2 separate regions of the Homo sapiens genome follow, and region 1 is linked to region 2. Evidence: read pairs that join two places in POLR2A ChIA-PET (ENCODE). Cell type or tissue: Caco-2. All regions are shown on one strand. Each heading gives the region's core, and the rest is flanking DNA. Links, peaks and the distances in the headings are about the cores only. Region 1 holds the start of HAVCR1 (hepatitis A virus cellular receptor 1). Region 2 has its middle 6.2 kb from the start of TIMD4.

Region 1 (11,918 bases), core at 3,802-8,801, 95 kb after region 2:
GCTCTGCTGGAAATGAGAGAAGACCACATATAACGGCTTCAGAGCTCTGTTAGTTCCCTGCAGCTGAGAGCTCTGTGCCTTCCAAAGGACAGGGAAAGCTGTCCACAGAAACAGCCCCTGACTTCCCAGCTTCTTCCCCACACATAACCGCCAAACTGACTCCTGGTCCTGATACAGGGTATCAGGGGAACAAACAAAAAGGAAACAGGGCCGGGCGCGGTGGCTCAAACCTGTAATCCTAGCACTTTGGGAGGCCAAGGCGGGCAGATCACGAAGTCAGGAGATCGAGACCATCCTGGCTAAAAGGGTGAAACCCCGTCTCTACTAAAAATACAAAAAATTAGCCGGGCGTGGTCACTGGCGCCTGTAGTCCCAGCTACTCGGGAGGCTGAGGCAGGAGAATGGCGTGAACCCGCGGGAGGCGGAGCTTGCGGTGAGCCGAGATCGCGCCACTGCACTCCAGCCTGGGCGACAGAGCAAGACTCCGTCTCAAAAAACAAAACAAAAAAAAAGAAAAGAAAAGGAAACTGGAAGCAGAGAACCAGCGTGGCTCAATGGCAGCACGAGAGCAAATGCCAGCCTTCCAGTGGCAGAGATGCACTTGCTTTTCAGAGTAAACTGGGCCTCTGGTGGACGTGGAGCTTTTCCTACTCAGTGGCCACAACGACTTATCCCTAGCCTTAACAGTCATATTGCCAAGTTTGCCATTAGCAAGAGAAATTGAGAGTGAATGTGAATCACTGTGCCTAACCTTTCATGCTCCTGTACAACATGCTTCAGACTACACCTCCTTACCAAGGGACTTCAAGAGAATGCTTCAGGAAACAGAAGTCTGGAGCAGACTTACGTTCAGATCCAGGCTCTGTCACTCACAATGCTGGGTAACCCTGAGAGTTCCTGAGTTCTCTTCAAACCTCTATTTCCTCAGTTGTAAAATAGCACTAAAAATGCTTCCTCTATCTCCCACCAAGGATTGATATAATAAGCAAAAAGGGCCACGGAAGAACTTGGAAAACTAAACCTACATCATATGCAGTAATAGCACTAGCTGAGGTTTTTGGAGAATACTATATAGCAGGCTCTGTGTCAAGCACCCACATGCGTTAAATCGGGCTGTTGACTTCTGCTGTTAATCATTAAACCATACAAACATGAGTAAGCTTGCCTAGTACTTCATTAACTCCTCTTCTGGTCTAAGAATTCAGTAACTTCCAAGGAGGCAGTGGTGGTCTGTATCTTGCAGCTCATGACAGGGTTCATGGGGAAGTGGATGATCTCAGCATAGTGTTTTGTATGGCAGCGTTTAAAAATTCATTTCTTGACCGGGCATGGTGGCTCGTGCCTGTAACCCCAGCACTTTGGGAGGCCGAGTAGGCCAGTCACCTGAGGTCGGGAGTTCAAGACCAGCCTGGCTAACACGGTGAAACCCCGACTCTACTAAAAATACAAAAATTAGCTGGGGGTGGTGGCGGGCGCCTGTAATCCCAGCTACTTAGGAGGCTGAGGTAGAAGAATTGCTTGAACCTGGAAGGTGGAGGTTGCAGTGAGCCGAGATCAAGCCATTGCACTCTAGCCTGGACAACAAGAACAAAACTCCATCTCAAAAATAAAAATAAAAATTCATTTCTTGCCAGGCACAGTGGCTCACGCCTGTAATCCCAACACTTTGGGAGGCCAAGGCAAGTGGATCACCTGAGGTAAGGAGTTTGAGACCAACCTGGGCAACATAGCAAGACTCCCTCTCTGCAAAAAAAACGAACAAAAAATATAGTCAGGCCTTGTGTACCTGACCGTAGTCCCAGCTACTCAGGAGGCTGAGGCAGGAGGGTTGCTTGAGCCCAGCAGTTGGAGGCTATGATTGTGCCACTGCACACCAGCCGGGGTGACAGAGCAAGACCCTGTTTCTTAAGGAAAAAAAGATTGAAAAAAAAAAGCTAATTCAATTCAACCAGTTATTACTAACATATTGAGCTGATGGGACATGACTCAATATACTAGGGACGTCAAAAATCCAGACTTGTGCAATCGGGCAGGGACATGGGTAAGTAAGCAACTAATGAAATCAGGATAAGTGAGGTAAAGGTAAATATATAATCAGACTACATCATTCCCCCACTTATAACCCTCTCATAACTCTCTCAGAAAAATAATAATAATAATAATAATAATAATTCCTAAATCTTTACTCAAATTACTGAAGCCCTGGTGGTCTGGCCCTGACCTACCCCATAGATTTCTTCTACCACTCTCTCCCCTGCTGACTCAGCCCCAGCTACTAGAGCTTTCTTTCCAACTTGCCTCAACCCTAAGGCCTTTTCCGTGGCTGTGTTCTCCATCTAGCTCCCCAGCCCCACCATTTTCACTTTTTTCCTTTTCATTTTTATCCCGGCTTAAATATGACCTCCCTGGACATTTTTCACAGGTCCTTCAATCTAAAGTAGCCAACCAGTCCCTCTCACTATTATTATCTTGTTTTCCTTAATCCATTTTATCTGTGTGTGCAATATATGTGGTGTCTGTCTCTATTCCCTCCTATAGAGTGCTGCCCGGTAGAATTTTAGTAATGGAGTTATTCTGGTAACGGAGTTATTCTGGAACTGATGAGCCACAGAGAGCCAAGACAGGGATGTGGAGCCAGTGCTCTGAGATGTTACATAACTGTACAATTCCATAGGATTTGAATTTGAATTCCATAGGATCGATTCTGTCTCCAGTAGAATATTGGTTACAGAGTTATTCTGTGTGAGTGTCGTGCACTACAGCAGCCACTAGCCACATATGACTATTGAGCACTTGAAATGTGGCTAAGGCAACCAAGGCATTTTTAATTTTTTTTTTTTCCAAGACAGAGCCTGACTCTGTCACCCAGGCTGGAGTGCAGTGTCACAATCTCAGCTCAGTGCAACCTCCATCTCCTGGGTTTAAGTGATTCTCTTGCCACAGTCTCCTGAGTAGCTGGGACTACAGACACGCGCCACCATGCCTGGCTAATTTTTGTATTTTTAGCAGAGGTGGAGTTTCACCATGTTGGCCAGGCTGGGCTGGAACTCCTGGCCTCAAGTGATACGCTCATCTCAACTTCCAAAAGTGCTGGAATTACAGGTGTGAGCCGCCATGCCTGGCCTAAAAATTTTTATTTAATTTCATTTTAATTAAAATTTCAGATTGCTTGAGCCCAGGAGACAGTCTTCGGGGAGTTGAGATGGCACCACTGCACTCAAGCCTTAGATGACAGAGCTTTCAAAAAAATAAATTAATTAAAAACAAAAAAATAAAATTTAAATTGTCACACATAGTGACTGTGTTGTGTGGCACCCAACTCCAGACCATAAACTCCTTTAAGGCAATTTAAGTGTTGAAGCCAGGCATGGTTGCTCACACCTGTAATCCAAAGGAGGCCGAGGTGGGAGGATCACTTGAGGTCAGGGGTTCCAAACCAGCCTGGCCAACATGGTGAAACCCAACTCTACCAAAAATGCAAAAATTAGCCAGGCGTGGTGGCGGGTGCCTGTAATCCCAGCTACTCAGGAGGCTGAGGCAAGAGAATCGCCTGAACCCGGGAGGCAGAATTTACCCTGAGCGGAGATCATGCCACTGCACTCTGGCCTGGGCCACAGAGTGAGACTTCTCAAAAAAAAAAAAGTTATTAATTGAATAGATAAACAAATGGAAACACAAACCCATAGGGAAAGACCATTCATTTTGATGACGGAATGTGGGGGGTGGGAAGAATTTCTTAAAAAGTGACATGTGAGAAGAATGGGTGGAGGGTGTTTCAACTGGAGGAAATGATGAGCCAGAGAGAGCCAGGACAGGGATGTGGAGCCAAGGCTCTGAGATGTTACATAACTGTACAATTCCATAGGGTTGAATTTTCTGACACAGGACCATCTCCCATGAGAGACGCCTGTGTTCTAAAGACTCCCAAACAATATAGCACAGTGGATTTTTTTAATGAGCTATACAACCTCCAGGGATCACTACTCTTTAGGGCAAACTTCATGACCCCCCTGAAGGATGCATCCCAGTTGTAGGGTAAAGCTGGAAGTGACAATACTTGGGCACCAAAGCTGAATTTCCAGCTGCTCACTAGGGAGCTGCATCTGTATAAACCAAGATTAACGGCAGTGAATTGAAATGATTCAGAACATGGGCCGGGCACGGTGGTGGGTGCCTGTAATCCCAGCTACTTGGGAGGCTGAGGCAGGAGAATTGCTCGAACCCGGGAGGTGGAGGTTGCAGTGAGCTGAGATCGTGCCACTGCACTCCAGCCTGGACAACAGATTGACACCCTGTCTCAAAAAAAAGAAAGAATTCAGAAAAGAAAATAATTCACTGTTCTTTCTTGCAATCACCACTTACTTCCCTGCTATCTCAGCGCACATCGTACCTCCAGCTCCAGCCTCCTGCAAAACAGTTCAGCTGTTCATATTCCCCATGCTTTCACCACAGCAAGATCTTCTTAGGCCCCCTCCACAACTAGGGACTCACCAACTCCACATCATTGTACCTGTCAGTCTCTCCCTCATCCCCATCACTTTATATTAGGCCTCTATAATCCAGACTTCTGCAATTCCCTCCAAAACTGTCTTCCTACCTTTCAGTTCTCTTCCTGCCCTGCCCACTGCCCTAAGCTAGTTATTTTCCTTCACTTACTCCTCTGATTTCATAACAAGTAATATAATGCTTCTTTTTTTTATATCTTTTACAAAGATATAAAAATTACAGGGTACCACCTATGTTTACCATAGAAAATACATAAAAGCCCAAGTATGGTGGCTCACACCTGTAATCCCAGCACTTTGGGAGGCCAAGGCAGGAGGATCACTTGAGGTTAGGAGTTCAAGACCAGCCTGGCCAATATGGCAAACCCCTGTCTCTACTAAAACTACAAAAATTAGCCAGGCGTGGTGGCGCGTGCCTGTAGTCTCAGATACTAGGGAGGCTGAGGCAAGAGAATCGCTTGAACCTGGGAGGTGGAGGTTGCAGTGAGCTGAGATCACACACCACTGCACTCCAGCCTGGGTGACAGAGCGAGATTCTGTCTCAAAAAAAAAAAGAAAGAAAGAAAGAAAGAAAGAAAATATATAAAAATACCAAAAGTGTACTCATTTAACAATTATTTGTTGATGATCTGCGATATGTTAGAAATGATCCTATTCATCTGGAATGTACCAATGAACCAAAGACCCCTGGCCTCATGTAACTTACATTTTTTTTTTTTTTTTTGAGATGGAGCTTCGCTTTTTTTGCCCAGGCTGGAGGGCAATGGCACGATCTCAGCTCACTGCAAACTCTGCCTCCTGGGTTCAAGCGATTCTCCTACCTCAGCCTCCCAAGAAGCTGGGATTACAGGCATGCATCACCACACCGGCTAATTTTTGTAATTTTAGCAGAGACGGGGTTTCACCATGTTGGTTAGGCTGGTCACGAACTCCTGACCTCAAGTGATCTGCCCGCCTTGGCCTCCCAAAGTGCTGGGATTATAGGCGTGAGCACCACTCCTGGCCTCATGTAACTAACTTTTAACTGAAAAATAAATATACAGATTTTTAAAACATCACTAAAATGTAATTTATCAGCATATTACAAGTTGAGGAATGCTAATGCAAAAAAGGCAAAAGGATACACAAGAGCAGGGTGAAGGTGGTTGGGAGTGGAGGGTTGAGGAGGCACTGAGTTGCAATTTTAAACAAGGTGGTCAGGTTTGAATAGTCTCTATTACTTTCACCAAGAAGGTGATTATTTGAACTAAGACAAAGGACAAGGAAGTTAGCCAAGACAGCAAACGCTTTCCATGGAGACAGACAAGAAGGGCAAAGGCCCTAAGGCAGGAGGGTGCCTGGTGTGTTTACAGGGCAAGAGAGGCCAGCGTGACTGCAACAGAGCGAGGGACAGGGATCACAGAGGAGTGAGGGCAGAGGACAGACACATGGGGCTTAGGAGCCATATTCTGAGGACATAGGCTTTCACCCCACATGAAAAGAAGCACCACTGCAAGGGCATAGGGTGACAGTATCTAACTTCCTTTGAGAAGGACCACTGTGGTTGCTAGATTGAGAAGCAGGAAGACCTGTCAGGAGACTATGGAAAGATTCCAGAAGAGATGGGTTAGCAGTGGAAGTGGTCAATGAACTTTCCTCACTCAACCTAGAGTAGCCAGATGTGATGGCTCACAGCTGTAATCCCTGGACTTTGGGAGGCCAAGGCGGGAGGACTGCTTGAGCCCAGGAGCTCAGGGCAACATAGTGAGACCCTGTCTCTACAAAAAAAAAAAAAAAAGAAAGAAAAAGAAAAATTAGCCAGGCATGCTGGCATGCAACTTGTAGTCCCAGCTACTAAAGAGGCTGAGGCAGGAGAATGGCTTGAGCCAAGGAGGTGGAGAAGGTGGAGCAAACAGGATTTCCTGTAGGATATGAGGAGAAAGGGCCTAAGATGACTCCAAGGATTTCGGCCTGAGCCACGGGAAGAGCTGGAGGTTCCAGCCAATTAAGACAAGGAGAGCTGCAAAGGCTGGGCTCAGTGGCTCACACCTGTAATCCTAACACCTTGGGAGGCCAAGGCAGGTGGATCACCTGAGGTCAGGAGTTCAAGACCAACCTGGCCAACATGGCAAAACCCTGTCTCTACTAAAAATACAAAAATTTAGCCAGGCATGGTCGTGGGTGCCTGTAATCTGAGCTACTCAGGAGGCTGAGCCAGGAGAATTGCTTGAACCCAGGAGGCAGAGGTTGGAGTGAGCCAAGATCGTGACACTGCACTCTAGTCTGGGCAACAGAGCAAGACTCCATCTCAAAAAAAACAAAAAACAAAAAACAAAAACCTGCATGACCACAGGTTTTAGAGGAAATATTCAGGGTTTTAAGTATGTTGAGTTTGACATGTCTTAGACCTGTGTGGAGACTGCTGGAGTTCAGGAGGGAGGTCTGAGCTAAAGATACAGTTACAAGTTACTGGCTTAGAAATGGTATTGGCTGGGTGCGGTGGCTCACGCCTGTAATCCCAGCACTTTGGGAGGCCGAGGTGGGCGGATCACGAGATCGAGACTGTGCTGGGTAACACGATGAAACCCCGTCTCTACTGAAAATACAAAAAATTAGCCAGGCGTGGTGGCAGGTGCCTGTAGTCCCAGCTACTCGGGAGGCTGAGGCAGGAGAATGGTGTGAACCTGGGAGGCGGAGCTTGCAGTGAGCTGAGATCGCGCCACTGCGCGACAGAGCGAGACTCCGCCTCAAAAAAAAAAAAATGGTATTTTAAAGCCAGGAGCCTGAATGAGGTAGGAATTCAAAGGATGAGATTCAAAGGAATGCCTGATGCTAAGGACTAGGTCCTGGGGCCTTCCAGCATCAAAAGATTAAAATGGGGACAAGCATGTTGACTCATGCAGGTAATCCCAACACTTTGGGAGACCGGGGCAGGCTGATAACTTAAGGTCAGGAGTTCCAGGTCAGCCTGGCCAACATGGTGAAACACCATCTCTACATAAGAATAAATTTTAAGGCCGGGTGTGGCGACTCACACCTGCAGTCTTAGCACTTTAGGAGACCAAGGCAGGCTGATCACTTGAGGTCAGGAGTTCCAGGCCAGCCTGGCCAACATGGTGAAACCCCGTCTCTACTAAAAACACAAAAATTGGCCGGGTGTGATGGCGCATGCCTGTAATCCCAGCTACTCAGGAGGCTGAGGCAGGAGAATTGCTTGAACCTGGGAGGCAGAGGTCGCAGTGAGCCGAGATCATGCCACTGCACTCCAGCTTGAGTGACAGAGCAAGACTCCGTCTCAAAAAAAAAAATTAATTAATTTTAAAAAAATTTGTTAAAGCTGAGGTGGAAATTAGCCGGGCGTGGTGGCGGGCGCCTATAGTCCCAGCTACTCAGGAGGCTGAGGCAGGAGAATGGCGTGAACCTGGGAGGCGGAGCTTGCAGTGAGCCGAGATCGCACCACTGCACTCCAGCCTGGGCGAGAGAGCGAGACTCCGTCTTAAAAAAAAAAAAAAAAAAAAATGCTGAGGTGGAAGAGGCACCAATACAGAAATGGAAGCAGCCCAAGGAGGTAAGAGAAAAAGCAAAAAGGTCCTAGAAGCCAAGTGAAGCAAACGCATCAAAGAACAGGCAGCAATCATGAGTCAAATGCTGCAAAGGAAAGGAATAAGATTTGTCATAGACTGAGCAAGCTGGAGATTATCAGTGAGCCCCAGTACTTTATACTGCAGTAAAAAGTTTACAAGAAGGAAAATCAGGAGATAATTGAATACAGGAAACACTTTCAAGGAGTTTGCATGGAGAAAAGCAGTTGGACTTGAGTGCCTATAGTACCAGCCATTTGGGAGGCTAAGCGGGAGGGATCACTTGAGCCCAGGAGTTTGAGGCTGCAGTGAGATATGGTAGTACTACTGCATTCCAGCCTGAGTGACAGAGTGAGTCCCCATCTTCCAAAAAAAAAATAAAAGTTTTGCAAAAATGGAAGGAGAAAATCCTGGGTGTTTTTTTTTTAAGTGATAAAAATAACAGCATGTTTGTATGATCTGGAGACAATCAAGGGGAAGAAAGGGAAAATTTGCTGGGGCAACAAGTAAACAGAGGAGTGTGATCCTTTGTCCAAGTAGAAGGTTCTAATTCACAACCAGGGATAGCCTGTTGGTGCACACGCTAAGTGGGCACATATGTCTGGGGAAACTCCAGGTTGATTGCTTCCTCAGTGAAAAAGGAAACAGTTAAAAGTTAGCAGTAAGGGCCGGGCACGGTGGCTCATGCCTGTAATCCCAGCACTTTGGGAGGCTGAGGCAGGCGGATCACTGGAGGTCGGGAGTTCGAGACCAGCCTGACCAACACAGAGAAACCCTGTCTCTACTAAAAATACAAAATTAGCCGGGCGTGGTGGTACATGCTTGTAATCCCAGCTACTCAGGAGGCTGAGGCATGAGAATCACTTGAACCCGGGAGGCGGAGATTGTGGTTAGCAGTAAGGATGGGGAAGAGGTTTGGGGAATTTGAAGAGAGCTTTAGGAGAGCAAATGAAGTAAGGACAAATGTTCCACCATCTGGCAGCACTCAGGTATCACTGGAAGTAGGAGGTCATGTGGTTGATGCTCTGCAGCTACCTGCAGGTGCAGGCTATGGGGGAGGAAGAGGACTCACATCAGCAGATAACTTCTTAATCTTCCCATGTATTTCTCTAAAATCATTTCCACTTCAAAGGCATTTAATGGCTTGCCAGTGCCTTTAAGGCAAAGTCCAAACTCTAAAAGCTGCCCACCTTCCCAGGCTGGTCACACCCTATCACTCTAAGCTTCACAAAGTTCCAAACAAACCAAATTGCTTATACTCACTAATCTTTGCAAGCTCAATAATTTCTAACACATGAGACTACTACAAACCTTCAAAAATCAGCAGCCCAGCCTGAGCAACAGAGTGAGTCCCCATCTCTACAAAAAATAAAAATAAAAAAATTAGCTGTGCATGGTTGCACAAGTGTGTGGTCCCAACTACCTGGAAGGCTGAGATTGAAGGATCAATTGAGCAGGGGTCAAGGCTGCAAGGAGCTGTGATTGCACCCCTGCATTCCAGCCTGGGCAGCAGAACCAGACCCTTTCTCTCTCTCTCTCTTTTTCTTTATTTTTATTTTTATTTTTTGAGACAAAGTTTCACTTTTGTTGCCCAGGCTGGAGTGCAATGGCTCGATCTCGGCCCACTGCAACCTCCGCCTCCCGGGTTAAAGCGATTCTCCTGTGTCAGCTGGAATTACAGGCATGTGCCACCACACCCAGCTAATTTTTTGTATTTTTAGTAGAGACAGGGTTTCACCATGTTAGCAAGGATGGTCTCCATCTCCCAACCTCAGGTGATCTGCCTGCCTCGGCCTCCCAAAGTGCTGGGATTACAGGCGTGAGCCACCACTCCCGGTGAGCAAGACCCGTTCTCAAAACAAAACAGCCGGATGTATAATCCCAGCACTTTGGGAGGCCGAGGTAGACAGATCACTTGAGGTCAGGAGTTCCAGACCAGCCTGGCCAACATGGTGAAACCCCAACTGTACTAAAAATACAAAAAAATTAGCCAGGCATGGTTGCGGGTGCTTCTAGTCCCAACTACTCAGGAGGCTGAGGCAGGAGAATTGCTTGAACTTGGGAGGTGGAGGTTGCAGTGAGCTGAGATGGAGCCACTGCACCCCAGCCTGGGTGACAGAGCAAGATTCTGTCTCAAAAAGCAAAACAAAAAGTCAGCAGCAAGGCTGGGTGCTGTGGCTTACACCTGTAGGCCCAGCCCTTTGGGAGGCCGATGCAAGTGGATTGCTTGAGCCCAGAAGTTTGAGACCAGCCTGGGCAACATAGCGAAACCGTATCTCTACAAAAAAAATTTTTTTAATTAGCCGGGCATGGTGATGCACTCCTGTAGTCCCAGCTACTCAGGAGGCTGGGGTGGGAGGATCGCTTGGGCCCAGGAGTTCAAGGTTACAGTGAGCTATGATTGAGCCACTGCACTCCAGCCTGTGTAACAAAGCAAGACTCTGTCATAAAAGTCAGCAGCCAGTACTAGGCTTCTGCTTTACTGCACATTATCTTTATATGGGCTTTTTTTTTACATTTTTTTTTTTGAGACAGAGTTTTCTGGCTCACTTCATCCTCCACCTCCCAGGCTCAATCCATCCTCCTGCCTCAGCCTCCCCAGTAACTGAGACTGCAAGCATGTGCCACCACACTCAGCAAATTTTTCTATTATTTTTCAGGCGGATCTCACTATGTCGCCTAGGCTGGTCTCAGATTCCTGGGCTCAAGCAATCCCCCTGCTTCAGACTCCCAGAGCACTGGGATTATAGGCATGAGCCACCACGCCCCCTAATATTTTTACTTTAAAAATTATAAAACTACTAACAGAGCTATGCCCTCAACACATTTCCATATTATTACACAATACCCATCTTACAGATAAGGAGAAGCTCACCAAAAGTATGTATTGCGCCTAAAGTCACAGTTTCAAGCCAGCCTGAATAAATACGGCTTAACACAAATGTACCACACAATTTTCTGCAGTTTTAGTTTTTCCTCCTATTTCTCACACTAAACTTGCCCAGGCAAAGTTTAAATAAGGCCACTATGGCAGTCCATGATTCCATTGAAATAAAAGCCAATTTCTCAGGAAATCCAAAAAACTCTGTTTTATGTAAATTTCCCCTAAATTTCTTGGCTCAATCATTATTGTCCTTATATCTCATATAAAACTACGAAAGTCCAAGCAACTATATCCTGATTTTCTCTTTGTCATAAGTTTCCAGAGGACCGCACTTACCGGTTAGTTAGAAGGCGGTTTTCCAGCTTCTCCTCCCTCCTCCTGGTCTGTTTGTAGCCCTCCTCCAAAGATCTTTATAGATTAAGACTACTTTCTCCCAGAATTCCATTCTTTATCTCTTTGCCACACCTTTACATAAGAATACGGGGAAGCACGTTTGAACATTACATTTCTCCAGTTGGCTGATCTTTTTACTGGATTTGATCCACTTACAAATTTAAACAGATTACAGGGAGATTGTTACAGTACTTGTTCTCTACTGGGCATTTGTTTTGTTTTGTTTTTGTTTTTGTTTTTGTTTTGAGATGGAGTCTTGCTCCGTCCGTCGCCCAGGTTGGAGTGCAGTGGCCCAATCTCGGCTCACTGCAACCTCCACCTCCCGCGTTTAAGCGATTCTCCTGCCTCAGCCTCCTGAGTAGCTGGAACTAAAGCACTCGCTACCATGCCTGGCTAATTTTTGTATTTTTAGTAGAGTCGGGGTTTCACCATGTTGGCCAGGCTGGTCTCTAACTCCTGACCTCCAGTGATCCACCCCTCCCTGACCTCCTAAAGTGCCGTGATTACAGGCGGGAGCCACCACGCTCTGCTGGGCTATTTTTAAAGATTCAGCCAAGATCTGGATGTTAGGTCAGA
Region 2 (11,918 bases), core at 3,030-8,029:
GTGTATAGTGGGTTTCCTATATGTGCACAAGCATCCATGCATGTGCTGGTGCAAATATGCCTGTATAACCTGTGCATGTGCCACAGTTGTCCCAACTGCTGTACAGCCTGTCACAAAGTGCAATTGACTCTCCATACTGGCAAGTGTTTACATGTAGATTCCTCATGGGGCCAAAGCATAGTTAGACTGAAAGTTGCCTCCATTCCCATTCTAGGTTCTCCCTCACCCTGTCCCCTGGCCTCCTTGCCCTAATAATGGAGAAAGAAAAGTGAGGACAGGCACAGTGGCTCACACCTGTAATCCTAGCACTTAGGGAGGCCGAGATGGGAGGATCGCTTGAGGCCAGGAGTTTGAGACCAGCCTGATCAACATGGCGAAACCCCATCTCAATTTTTTATTTAAAAAAAAGTTTAATAAAAAAATTAAATTTTTTTTTAAGTTTTAGGAAGACACTGAAGCCCAGAACTTCCTGATTCCAAAGCTTATGGTTAATCACTACATTGTCCTTTGACCTGTGACCGTTTGGGTAATGTATCCATATGATGAGGCCTACCTGTGGCTAGCTCCTACTTAGTACCAGGAAGAAAATATAAGAATTCACAAATGTTCTAGATTTTTAAAAATCCTTAATTGATTGTAAACAGCCAGCAAACCTCAAACATTCAACATTGCTTCTACTGAAGGTATCAGTGAAAAATCTAAATATCAGGTGAGGTTCTAGACCCAGAGAAGCCAGACTAACATGAGCAGGGATGAAAATAACGGGATTCAGAGTGAATCTTCCCACTGAATGCCCACAGAACCAAGGGATCCTTTCCCCATTCTATCCCAGGAAACTGGAGGATTTAATCTCTGGATAAACTAAGTGGTCCCAATAAAACATTTTCAGATATTTATAGTTTTGAGTGTTCCCCAACAAAACCACTCAACCCTCCTTCAATAAGTTCATCAGTGCATGAGCCTCAGCCATGCATGCAGAACTGTTAATGAGTCTTTAGTGTCCCTTTCAGATATGAACAGATAACCAGGGATCATCAGACATTTGAGGAAAGCATTTAACATAAAAAAGAGACAAAAATAACAGGGAGAGCTAAAGAGAACTTCAAAAACTTTTTAAAAAGCTAATATTTTCTCAGAAAGAAAGATTTTACATTCATGAAAAAGAACATAGACATTATAAAAATGTCCCGAATTTTATGGAAGTTTTGAAAAATAAAGTTAAGAAAATTTGTTAGAAATTATAACCATCTACAAAGTCAAAGGACTAGGATTGTTTCAGAACATTAAAAAAGAAAATAGAGGAGAGGAAATTACTAAAGAAATAATAAAGGAAAGACTCTCGTAACTAAAGGAGATGACTCTCAGTATTGAGCGGGTCAATCAAATGCTAAACTCAATGAATAAAAATATCCCCAAAAAGCAAGACATTATCATGTAATATGAGAACATCAGACATAAAGAAAAGATACGAAAAGACTCCAGAGAGAAAGAACAACATATTGCACTGAATGGATTTGGAAATAGAATGGCATTGTTGTTCCAAACAACAAAGCTAGAAAATAATGCACGAATGCCTTCAAAATTCAGAGGGAAGGCCGAGTGTGGTGGCTCACATCTGTAATCCCAGCATTTTAAGAGGCCAAAGTGGGTGGATCACTTGAGTCCAGGAGTTCCAGAATAGCCTGGGCAACATGGTAAAAACCTGTATCAGCCGGGCGTGGCGGCTCACGCCTGTAATCCCAGCACTTTGGGAGGCCAAGACGGGCAGATCATTTGAGGTCAGGAGTTCAAGACAAGTCCCAGCAACATGGCAAAACTGGTCGCTACTAAAAATACAAAAATTAGCTGGGTGTGGTGGTGCATGCCTGTAATCCTAGCTACTTGGGAGGCTGAGGCAGGAGAATCACTTGAACCCAGGAGGCAGATGTTGCAGTGAGCTGAGATCATGCTACTGCACTCCAGCCTGGGTGACAGAAGGAGACTCCATCAAAAAAAAAAAAAAAAAGAGGAAAAGAAAATCTATATCTGCCAAAAATACAAAAAATTGGCCGAGTGTGGTGATGCGCACCTGTGGTCCTAGCTACTCCAGAGGCTGAGGTGGGAGGATTGCTTGAGCCCGGGAGGTGAAGGTTGTAGTGAGCTGAGATTGTGCCACTGCACTCCAGCCTGGAAAACAGACAGAGAACCTGTGTCCAAAAAAAAAAAAAAAAATCCAGAGGAGAAATTTAATTTCAACCTAGAATCCTACTCGCAGACAATCTATTTCTCAAATGTAAGATCATAATAAAGGCCTTTTTGGACATAGATTCAAAATTTACTTACTATACTTCCTTTCCTAGAAGTTATGGAAGAGAAATCTGTAGCAAAACGGGAGAAATAACCAGGAAACAGAAAGTCATGGGGTCCAGAAAACATGACATCTAACTCCAGGGAAGAAAAATTTCACAAAGAAAACTGCAGAACAGACCTAGAGGGGAACTGTTTCACTGCATCACAAACCACCCCAAAACCTAGTGCCTGAACAATGTCAATGTACTTTTCATGATTCCCTGGGATGACAGTGTTCAGCTGGGTAGCTCTCACCCAGTGACAGTGGCTATCTCAAGACTAGATTGGACTATTTGTCCAAGATAACTTTCTCACTCACATGACTGATCATCCAAAATGACACTTCTAGCTGGACTTGTATGTCTAGCAAATTAATAGAATGACTAGAAGAGATAGGGGCTGGACTGACAACTGTCTCTCTCCACATGACCTTTCTACATGGAAGCTTGGGCTTCCTTACAGTATGGTGGTCTCAGAGTAGTTGGATTTTTTACATAGGATCTGGCTTTCTCAAAAATTAGCATTCCAACATGCTCAGGAATAATCCACAAAGGTTCTTATGACCTAGCCTTAGGTAACATTCAGTATCATTTTTACAGTATTTTATTGGTCAAAAGGCAAATTATAAGGCCATCCCAGAGAATTCAAGTGGAGGGAGCAATACAAGGATGTGAATGCGAGGAAGTGTGGTTCATTGGAGTGGTAGGGGAAGCATCTTTGGAGAATAATTACTTTAATAACCACCTCAGGCTGGGGCAGAAGAGCAGAGGAATAAGCCTTGGGGTGGTGGTAGTGAGTGTCACGAATAAGCTCATGTACTTAGGTAATTTGAAAATAACTTTGATAGGTGTTTGGCAGATATGATGGAATACTTGGGATGAATTTTTTTTTTTTTTTTTTTGAGACAGGGTCTTGCTCTGTTGCCCAGACCGGAGTGCACTGGTATGAACATGGCTTAGTAAAGCCTCAACCTCCAGGCTCAAGCAATCCTGTTGCCCCAGTCTCCCAAGTAGCTGGAACCACAGGTGTGCCTCCACACCCAGCTAATTTGTTTAAATTTTTGTAGAGGCAGGGTCTTGCCATGTTGCCCAGGCTGGTCTCAAACTCCTGGTCTCAAGTGATCCTCCCATCTCAGCCTCCCAAAGTGCTGGGATTATAGGCATGAGCCACTGCCCACAGCCATGGGATGAATTTTTGATGGATACTTGGGAAATTAAGAAAAAAACACAATGAAGGCTGGGTGCAGTGGCTCACGCCTGTAATCCCAGCACTTTGGGAGGCAGAGGCAGTTGGATCACTTGAGGTCAGGAGTTCCAGACCAGCCTGGCCAACATGGAGAAACCCCATCTCTACCAAAAATACAAAAAGTTGCTGAGTGCAGTGGCACATGCCTGTAATCCCAGTTACTTGGGAGGCTGAGGTGGGAGAATCCCTTGAACCAGGGAGGTGGTGGTTGCAGTGAGTCAAGATCATGCCACTGCACTCCAGCTGGGGTGACAGAGCGAGACTCCGTCTCAAAATAACAAACAAACAAACAAACAAACAAAAAATGAGATAATTATTACAACCAGGAAAGATAAAATTTTGTACGAGAAAAGAAATGTAATTATGGTGCATTTGCTAAGTGTGAAAGATATTAATAGTTACATGCTGGTAATAATGTAAAATCTGGCTACTGGCTTAATACACCATTTTTATTTTTATTTATTTATTTTTTTGACACAGGGTCTCACTCTGTCACCCAAGCTGGAGTGCAGTGGTGCGATCTTGGCTCACTGCATGGAATACTTCGGATAAATCTCTGCCTCCAGGGTGCAAGTGATTCATGCCTCAGCCTCCCAAGTAGCTGAGATTACAGTCATGCACCACAATGCCCGGCTAATTTTTGTATTTTTAGTAGAGATGGGATTTCACCATGTTGGCCAGGCTGGTCTTGAACTCCTGGCCTCAAGTGGTCTGCCTGCCTCAGCCTCCCAAAGTGCTGGGATTACAGAAATGAGCCACTGTGCCCCAACTTAACACATATTTTGATTTGACTACACTGGAAAAATTGGTAGAGAGGAAGCGGGGTGGGGGTGTAAGAAAGCCAAAGTCTATTCACCTTTACAGGGAGTCAACAAATAGTGTCTCAAATTGGTCAATCAGACAATACCAGCATAAACACGCTGTGAGTAATATGAAGGTAAAAACCAGAAGAACAAGCTCAAAAGAGTTTAATGCAAAAAAGTGGGAAAGAAATTCACTATTTTTTTAGTTATAAACCTTTTACAACTTGACTATTAAAAATGCATATATTGAGGCCGGGTATGGTGGCTCATGCCTGTAATCCCAGTACTTTGGGAGGCCGAGGTAGGCAGATCACTTGGGGCCAGGAGTTTGAGACCAGCCTGGCCAACATGGCAAAACCCTGTCTCTACTAAAAATACAAAAATTAGCTGGGTGTGGTGGTGTGAGCCTGTAATCCCAGCCACTCGGGAAACTGAGGCTGGAGGATCTCTTGAACCCGGGAGGCGGAGGTTGCAGTAAGCTGAGATCGCACCACTGCACTCCAGCCTGGGCAACAGAGGGAGATCATCTCAAAATAAATAAATAAGTAAATAATAAAATAAAATAAAATGGCTATATTGAGCATACCTAGCACCCACATCTTAATTTCTAATTCCATCCTCCCATAAAAAGAACCAGGGCTTCTTGGAGAAATGGCTGACTCTAGTACTGAGGTGAAAAACATACGGACTGAACCTGGAACATCCTGCAATGTCAGTAAGTAACAGCAAGAAAGTGCTTAAAAAAAAAAAAAAAAAAGGAAAATTAAAAAAGAATCCCACAATAATGAGATTATTTTAAAGAGCAAAGGAGATTATCAAAAGAGCTTCCAAAAAGCTTTGGCTCCACCTCAAAGCTGGAACAACCTGAGCAACAAAATAAATAGAAGAATACTGGATTATAATCCAAAGTATAAAATAAATATCTGAGTCCATACTGACAGAAGTAAATTATGACTCCATAAATAAGTAGGGGAGAATAGACAAATCTTCTCCCCAGAAGCATTATAAATAATTTATGTAGATACTCCCCACTCAAGGAGATAAAGCCTAACTCCCCACTCTTTCAGTGTGGGTTTGACCTACTGACTTCTTTCAAAAAAATACAATGGGGAGTGGCGGGGCAGGAGTAGCTTTACAGTAGAGAAAACTGACAAATACTACCTCAGGCGCCTGTTGATCAAGATCAACATCAACAATCAGTTGAGTTGATAATATGTACCCTTGACATGATGTAATATAAGGGTCACTTTATCTCTATGGACTTCCTCCTCAAAACCCATGACACTGACATGAAGAAAACAGGCAAAGTGAGGTGGTTCACACCTGTAATCCCAGCACTTTGGGAGGCTGAGGTGGGAGGATCACTTGAGCTCAGGAGTTCAAGACCAGCCTGGCCAACATAGTGAGACATTGTCTCTATTTTTGAAAGATAAATTAAATAAATAAATAAATAATAAACTTAATGTAGTATCCCAGGTGGGATCTTGGCACAGGTAAAGGCCATTAGCTAAAAAGTAAGAAAATATAAATAAAGTATGGATTTTAGATAATAATAATGTACCAATCCTGATTCATTTATATGATTTGATTTGATTGTTATTATTATTTTTTGAGACAGAGTCTTGCTCTGTTGCCCAGGCTGGAGTGCAGTGGCATGATCTCGGCTCACTGCAACTTCTGCCTCCTGGGTTCAAGCGATTCTTCTGCCTCAGCCTCCCAAGTAGCTGGGATTACAGGCACCTGCCACCACACCCGACGAATTGTTTGTATTTTAAGTAGAGACAGGGTTTCACCACATTGGCCAGGCTGGTCTTGAACTCCTGACCTCAAGCAATCCACCCACCTTGGCCTCTCAAAGTGCTAGGATTACAGGCATGAGCCACAGCGCCGGGCCGGTTCATTAATTTTAATAAATATATCACACTAATATAAGATGTTAATAATAGGGGAAACAGGTGTATGGTACATAAGAACTCTGTTGTATTATCTTTGATTTTTCTGCAAATCTGAAACTGCTTTAAAATAAAATTCATTTTTTAAAATGCACATATTCCTTTGTTTTAAGAGTGTAAATGTTAAAAGTAATCTAGTATCTGGAGGGGTCAAACACCGGAAAAAGAGACTAAACTTGGTTGTCTCTTCCTAAGTTAGATTCCATGATCAAGTTTCAGAATATTCACAAACATCCTAATATTTGATGCTCAGTTTTTATTAAAGCATATTATTGACAGAGTCCAAAGCAGTGCTGGATATTTCATGTTTTTGCCACCTTCATTCTCTGCATTTGGAGGTTTGCCTCTGGAGAACCGGACTTCCCTCATTCTCAGTCAATGCAGTTCAGGTGGCGTTGATTTCATTCATGGGCACAATTGGCTCAAGGATAGGCAATTGACTCAAATGAAGTCAAGGATACACAATCTTGAGATGTTTATTGTGACTTTTAACAGATAGAGACCCTCTCTATTTTCCTGTGGTCTGAGCTGTGAGGAAGTGAGCTGGAAGCTAATGTCAGCAGTCTTGCCACCAACGAGGAAAGCCTACCTCACAAGAGAACCAATCAAGCAGAAGGCAAGTGAGGAACTAAAGCAAGTCTAGGTCTATGACATGAGTGGAATCCCTGAAACAAGGCACATCAATGAGGCAATACATTTCCTTCTGGGCTTAAGTCAATTTGCATTGGGTTTGCAGTCATTTGGAATCTTAATTCTGAAAAAAACAAAAACAAAAAAACCCTCTGCAAAGCGAGAATTTGGCTGGATGATTTTAAAGTTTTTCCTATTTTAAGAGTTTAGGACTGGGCACCCTGGCTCACACCTGTAATCCCAGCACTTTGAGAGGCCGAGGCAGGTGAATTGCTTGAGCTCATGAGTTTGAGGCAAGCCTGGGCAAAATGGTGAAACCTCATCTCCACAAAAAATACAACAAATAGCCAGGTGTGGTGGCATGTGCCTGTAGTCCAAGCTACTTGGGAGGCTGAGGCATGAGAATTACTTGAACCCGGGAGGCAAAGGTTGCAGTGAGCCGAGATCATGCCACTGCACTCCAGCCTGGGCAACAGAGCAAGACCCTGTCTCAAAAAATAAATAAATGAATAAGTAATACAAGAGTTTATACTATTATCTGGTCCAACCACCTGCTTCATCAAACATCTGATTCACCTCAACCTTTTAATCATTCAGCAAGTGCCTGTCAACCTATTATGCTTAGACATGTGAGAATTCTGTTAGGCCCTGAGAATAAAGACAAATAAGGCATAGATTTTACCTTTACAGACCTGACAGTTCCAAACCTTTAAACAAAGAAGGGATTATCAGACCCCATTTTACAATAAAGGCATGACGCCAGAGAAGATAAAAGACTCTTATGTAATGGGATGAAAATAGAATCCAGGTTTTTCTGGATAAAGAGTCCTTTATAGTACCAATACTTTCTTTCTGGTAAATGGCATTATTAAATAAAATCCCATTCGTTCATTTTTATTCATTCGTTTCTTCATCATCTATAGCAAGGGTCAGCAAATTAAGGCCCATGGACCAAATATAGCCCAATGCCCATATTTGTAAATAAACTTTTATTGCAACACTGTCACTTCCATTTTTTAGCATATGGCTGCTTTCACACTACAATAATAGAGTTCAATAATTGCAACAGATATCATATGGTCCACAAACCCAACAATATTTGCTATCTAGTCCTAACAGAAAATGTTTGCCAACCCATTGAGTTCATGTTATGTGTAGGCACTGTGCTAAGCCCTGAGACTGTCATATCAGATGAGTCATTCTTGCCTTCAATAAACTCACAACCTAGGCGCTAGGGAAATGGAAAAGGAATGAACATTCACTAAGCTGTGGCTATGTGCTAAACACTCTGCTAGGTCTTGTTCACATGTAATCCCAGCAACAAACCCTCAAAGGAGGTATTATATTTGGCACTATACGTACAAGGAAAGAGGGATTGGAAGACATTGAAAACTTAACTCGAAATATAGCTTTTACTGCCTAGTATATTCGAGCTGATATCAGGACAAGAATAGAGATTCACTCAAATCACCCCGAGGAGGAGGTTACTCATGACAAGGGCACAGGCAATCTGGAATCAGCACCTCATTAGGAAACATCAAGGTGTTACTTCTGCTCTTCTCTGGGGTATCTCTTTCTGTCCCTCTCTGAACCTCTCCCCTGACCAGCTTTCTCATAAGGTCAGCTTTCTCATGGTCCTTATTATACACCCTAGCCCCAAATCCTCTAAGTAACCCTCAACCCAGCTCTCTGAGCTCACTCACTCATTCTTTCTATTCTAAATGCCAGATTCCTGAGGGAGAACTTGAGCCCCTCTGGTTCGCATTTTCCAAGGTAAGCCTCAGATTGTTTTCCACTGGCTGCCTCTGTGACTGGCTACCCTGAGATCAGCCTTACCCTGGAGAAGAAAGATCCCACCGTGCAGAATGCTACCATTCCATTTGCAGTTTCAGCAATTGGGCTGTGGATGGAGTATGGTTGCTCAGAAGTGGCTGGGTTTGGTAGGCAATGACTAACAAATCTAGTACAAATAGAAATTTTTTATGAGTCTGTTGCCAAAACAATCATTTAAGTCACTTAGGAATCCAGTCAACTGGAAGGAACAGAAAGTCCAATTCACAGAAGCCTAAACATATAAGGAGCTTGTTTTTTCTCTCATAAAAAGAAGCCTGGATGTAGACAGCCCAAGGAATCAAAAATATCATCAAGGAGCCAGACTCTTCTCTTTCTGTTCCTCCATACTGGTTTGTCACACCCTGGTCACAGGAGGGCTGAGGTACTTCTGGACATCAAGTTCATGTTTGGGAAGGGCAAAGGGGAGACAGAAAGGCTTTCACATTGTTAGTCTTTGACTTTTTATTTGGGAAGAGAAGCCCTTCTCAGCAGACTTGACTTATCCAGAACTAAGCCACCAGCTTACCCCCAAATCTATTGCATGAGGTGGCTATGACTGGTTTATTTATTTATTTTTATTTTTTATTTTTCCATAAGTTATTGGGGTACAGGTGGTATTTGGTTACATGAGTAAGTTCTTTAGTGGTGATCTGTGAGATTTTGGTGCACCCATCACCCAAGCAGTACACACTGCACCATATTTGTAGTCTTTTATCCCTTACCCTCCTCCCACTCTTCCCCACAAGTCCTCCCCAAAGTCCACTCTACCATTCTTATGCCTTTGCATCCTCATAGCTTAGCTCCCACATATCAGTGAGAACATACGATGTTCGGTTTCCCATTCCTGAGTTACTTCACTTAGAATAATAGTCTCCACTCTCATCCAGGTCACTGCAAATGCTGTTAACTCATTCCTTTTTATAGCTACATAGTATTCCACACCACAGTTTCTTTATCTGCTCATTGATTGATGGGCATTTGGGTTGGTTCCAAGATTTTGCAATTGTGAATTGTGTTGCTATAAACATGTGTGTGCAAGTGTCCTTTTCAAGTAAAGACTTCTTTTCCTCTGGGTAAAATCCTACCCAGTAGTGGGATTGCTGGATCAAATGGTAGATCTACTGTTAGTTCTTTAAGGAATCTCCACACTGTTTTCCATACTGGCTGTACTAGTTAACATTCCCACTAGCAATGTAGAAGTGTTCCCCATTCACCACATTCACGCCAACATCTACTGTTTTGTTTTTTTTCTATTTTTTAATTATGGTCATTCTCACGGGAGTAAGGTGGTATCTCATTGTGGTTTTGATTTGCATTTCCCTGATCATTAGTGATGCTGAGCATTTTTTATATAATTATTTGGCCATTTGTATATCTTCTTTTGAGAATTGTCTATTTATGTCCTTAGCCCACTTTTGATGGGATTTTTTTTTTTTTCTTTCTGATTTGAGTTCATTGTAGATTCTGGATTTAGTCCTTTATCAGATGTATAGATTGTGAAGATTTTCTCCCACTCTGTGGGTTGTCTATTTATGCTGCTGACTGCTCTTTTTTGCCATGCAAAAGCTCTTTAGTTTAATTAGGTCCCAGCTATTTATCTTTGTTTTTATTGCATTTCCTTTTGGGTTCTTGGTATGACTGGTTTAGACCAATCAGGCCTACGCCTTGAGCCTGGGGTAGGGATCTAGGGTCCTTCAGATTGGGAGATGAAACCTGCTGGTTCCCTGAAGAAAATTAGAGTCCTGTTAGAAGAAGAAAAGGCTGTTGCCTGAGCAATGGACAGCAGAGCACAGAGACCAAGTACATACAACCCTGTGGCTGATTCAATGCCAGGCTTCTAATAGATAATAAGTACCTGAAGAATGAATGAATGAATGAGTCAACATTTTGATTCATTAATAGGAGAAAATAACACAAAGTGGAAAGAAGGTAAGAGTGGCTGTCAGAAGATGTAAATATTTCAGAAATCTTCGTGAGACCCTGTCTCACCTCTGAAATTTATTTTCTTTATTTGTAAAAAAGGATTGAATAATGCCTTCAGTGTAGAGTCTATTTGAGAATTAAGTGAGATTACTTATGGGCAAGTTCTTTAAAGTCATAAGACGTAGGAAAAAGTTTCAACTTATAAGCAAAGGAAAAAAGATGGGAAGAAGCTGGCATGAGTCAATTGGCCTCATAAATCAACCTGACAAAGGGAGGATCCACAAATAGAAAAGGAGAAATGGAGCTTGGGTGGATACATGTTGCAGTTGCGTCAAAAAGTCATTGTTACATTAGTTTTAGTCTCGGAAGAGGAAAGAGTTTCCATCTGAAGAAATACAGAAAGTACTGAAATATTGGAAACCCAACTTTTATTCTGCCGGCAAGGCCAGATGTTTGTTAAGAAATTGAAAGTGGATCACGCATGGTGGCTCATGCCTATAATCTCAGCAACTTATGGAGGCTGAGGTGGGAGGATCGCCTGAGCCTGGGAGGTTGATGCTTCAGTGATCTATGATTGCACCACTGCTATCCAGCCTGGGTGACAGAGCAAGACCCATTCGAAAAAAGAAACAGAGAGTGAGAAGAAAAGAGAAAAAAAGAGAGAGAGAGAGGAAGGAAAGAAAGAAAGGAAGAAAGAGTGGGGGGAGGGAGGGAGGGAGGGAAGAAAGAAAGAAAGAGAGAAAGAAAGAAGGAAAGAAAGAAAGAAAGAAAGAAAGAAAGAAAGAAAGAAAGAAAGAAAGAAAGAAAGGAGGGAGGGAGGGAGGGAGGGAGGGAGGGAGGGAGGGAGGGAAGGAAGGAAGAAAGAGAAAGAAAGAAAAGAGAGAAAGAGAGAGCGGGAGGGGGAAGAGAGAGAGGGAAAGAGGGAGGGAGGAAGGAAGGAAGGAAGGCAAGAATTGAAAGCGGAAGAACTGGATGTAAGAATCAAAAAGTACAGCATTAAACTCCCCTGGAAATATCCTGGTTGGTGCAAATATAGTGAAATTACTTCTTCCAGGTGCCATAGTGTGGGACCTCAGATGCATATAAATGGCTGCCATTGGCAATTGAGTTTAATTTTATTTCATATAGCCTTAATTATTTTTACAAATATTCTAGTTTTCTTCTAGGTACATAATAGTGTAATATGCCCCCATCACCATGATGC

Evidence for each region. ChIA-PET counts read pairs that join two places held together with the same protein. Peaks named below come from ENCODE experiments on the same cell type or tissue, not always from the same donor. Only the 100,000 strongest peaks of a DNase experiment are listed, where the experiment ranks them.
Region 1: POLR2A ChIA-PET joins it to region 2 with 12 read pairs; 2 of 35 experiments call an interaction of 5 or more read pairs at or near these places.

What each region holds. Positions count from the first base shown.
Region 1 is chr5:157,058,074-157,069,991 of GRCh38, forward strand. It overlaps HAVCR1 (hepatitis A virus cellular receptor 1), which reads right to left and starts at 1,043. Exons shown (of 9, transcript NM_001173393.3): 1 at 848-1,043. In Caco-2, for the core only: no CTCF peak of the experiment used is centred there; DNase peaks (open chromatin) are centred at 5,878 and 7,398.
Region 2 is chr5:156,963,449-156,975,366 of GRCh38, forward strand. No RefSeq gene overlaps it. Among named protein-coding and RNA genes, the nearest start is that of TIMD4, 6.2 kb to the left of the region's middle. In Caco-2, for the core only: no CTCF peak of the experiment used is centred there; no DNase peak of the experiment used is centred there.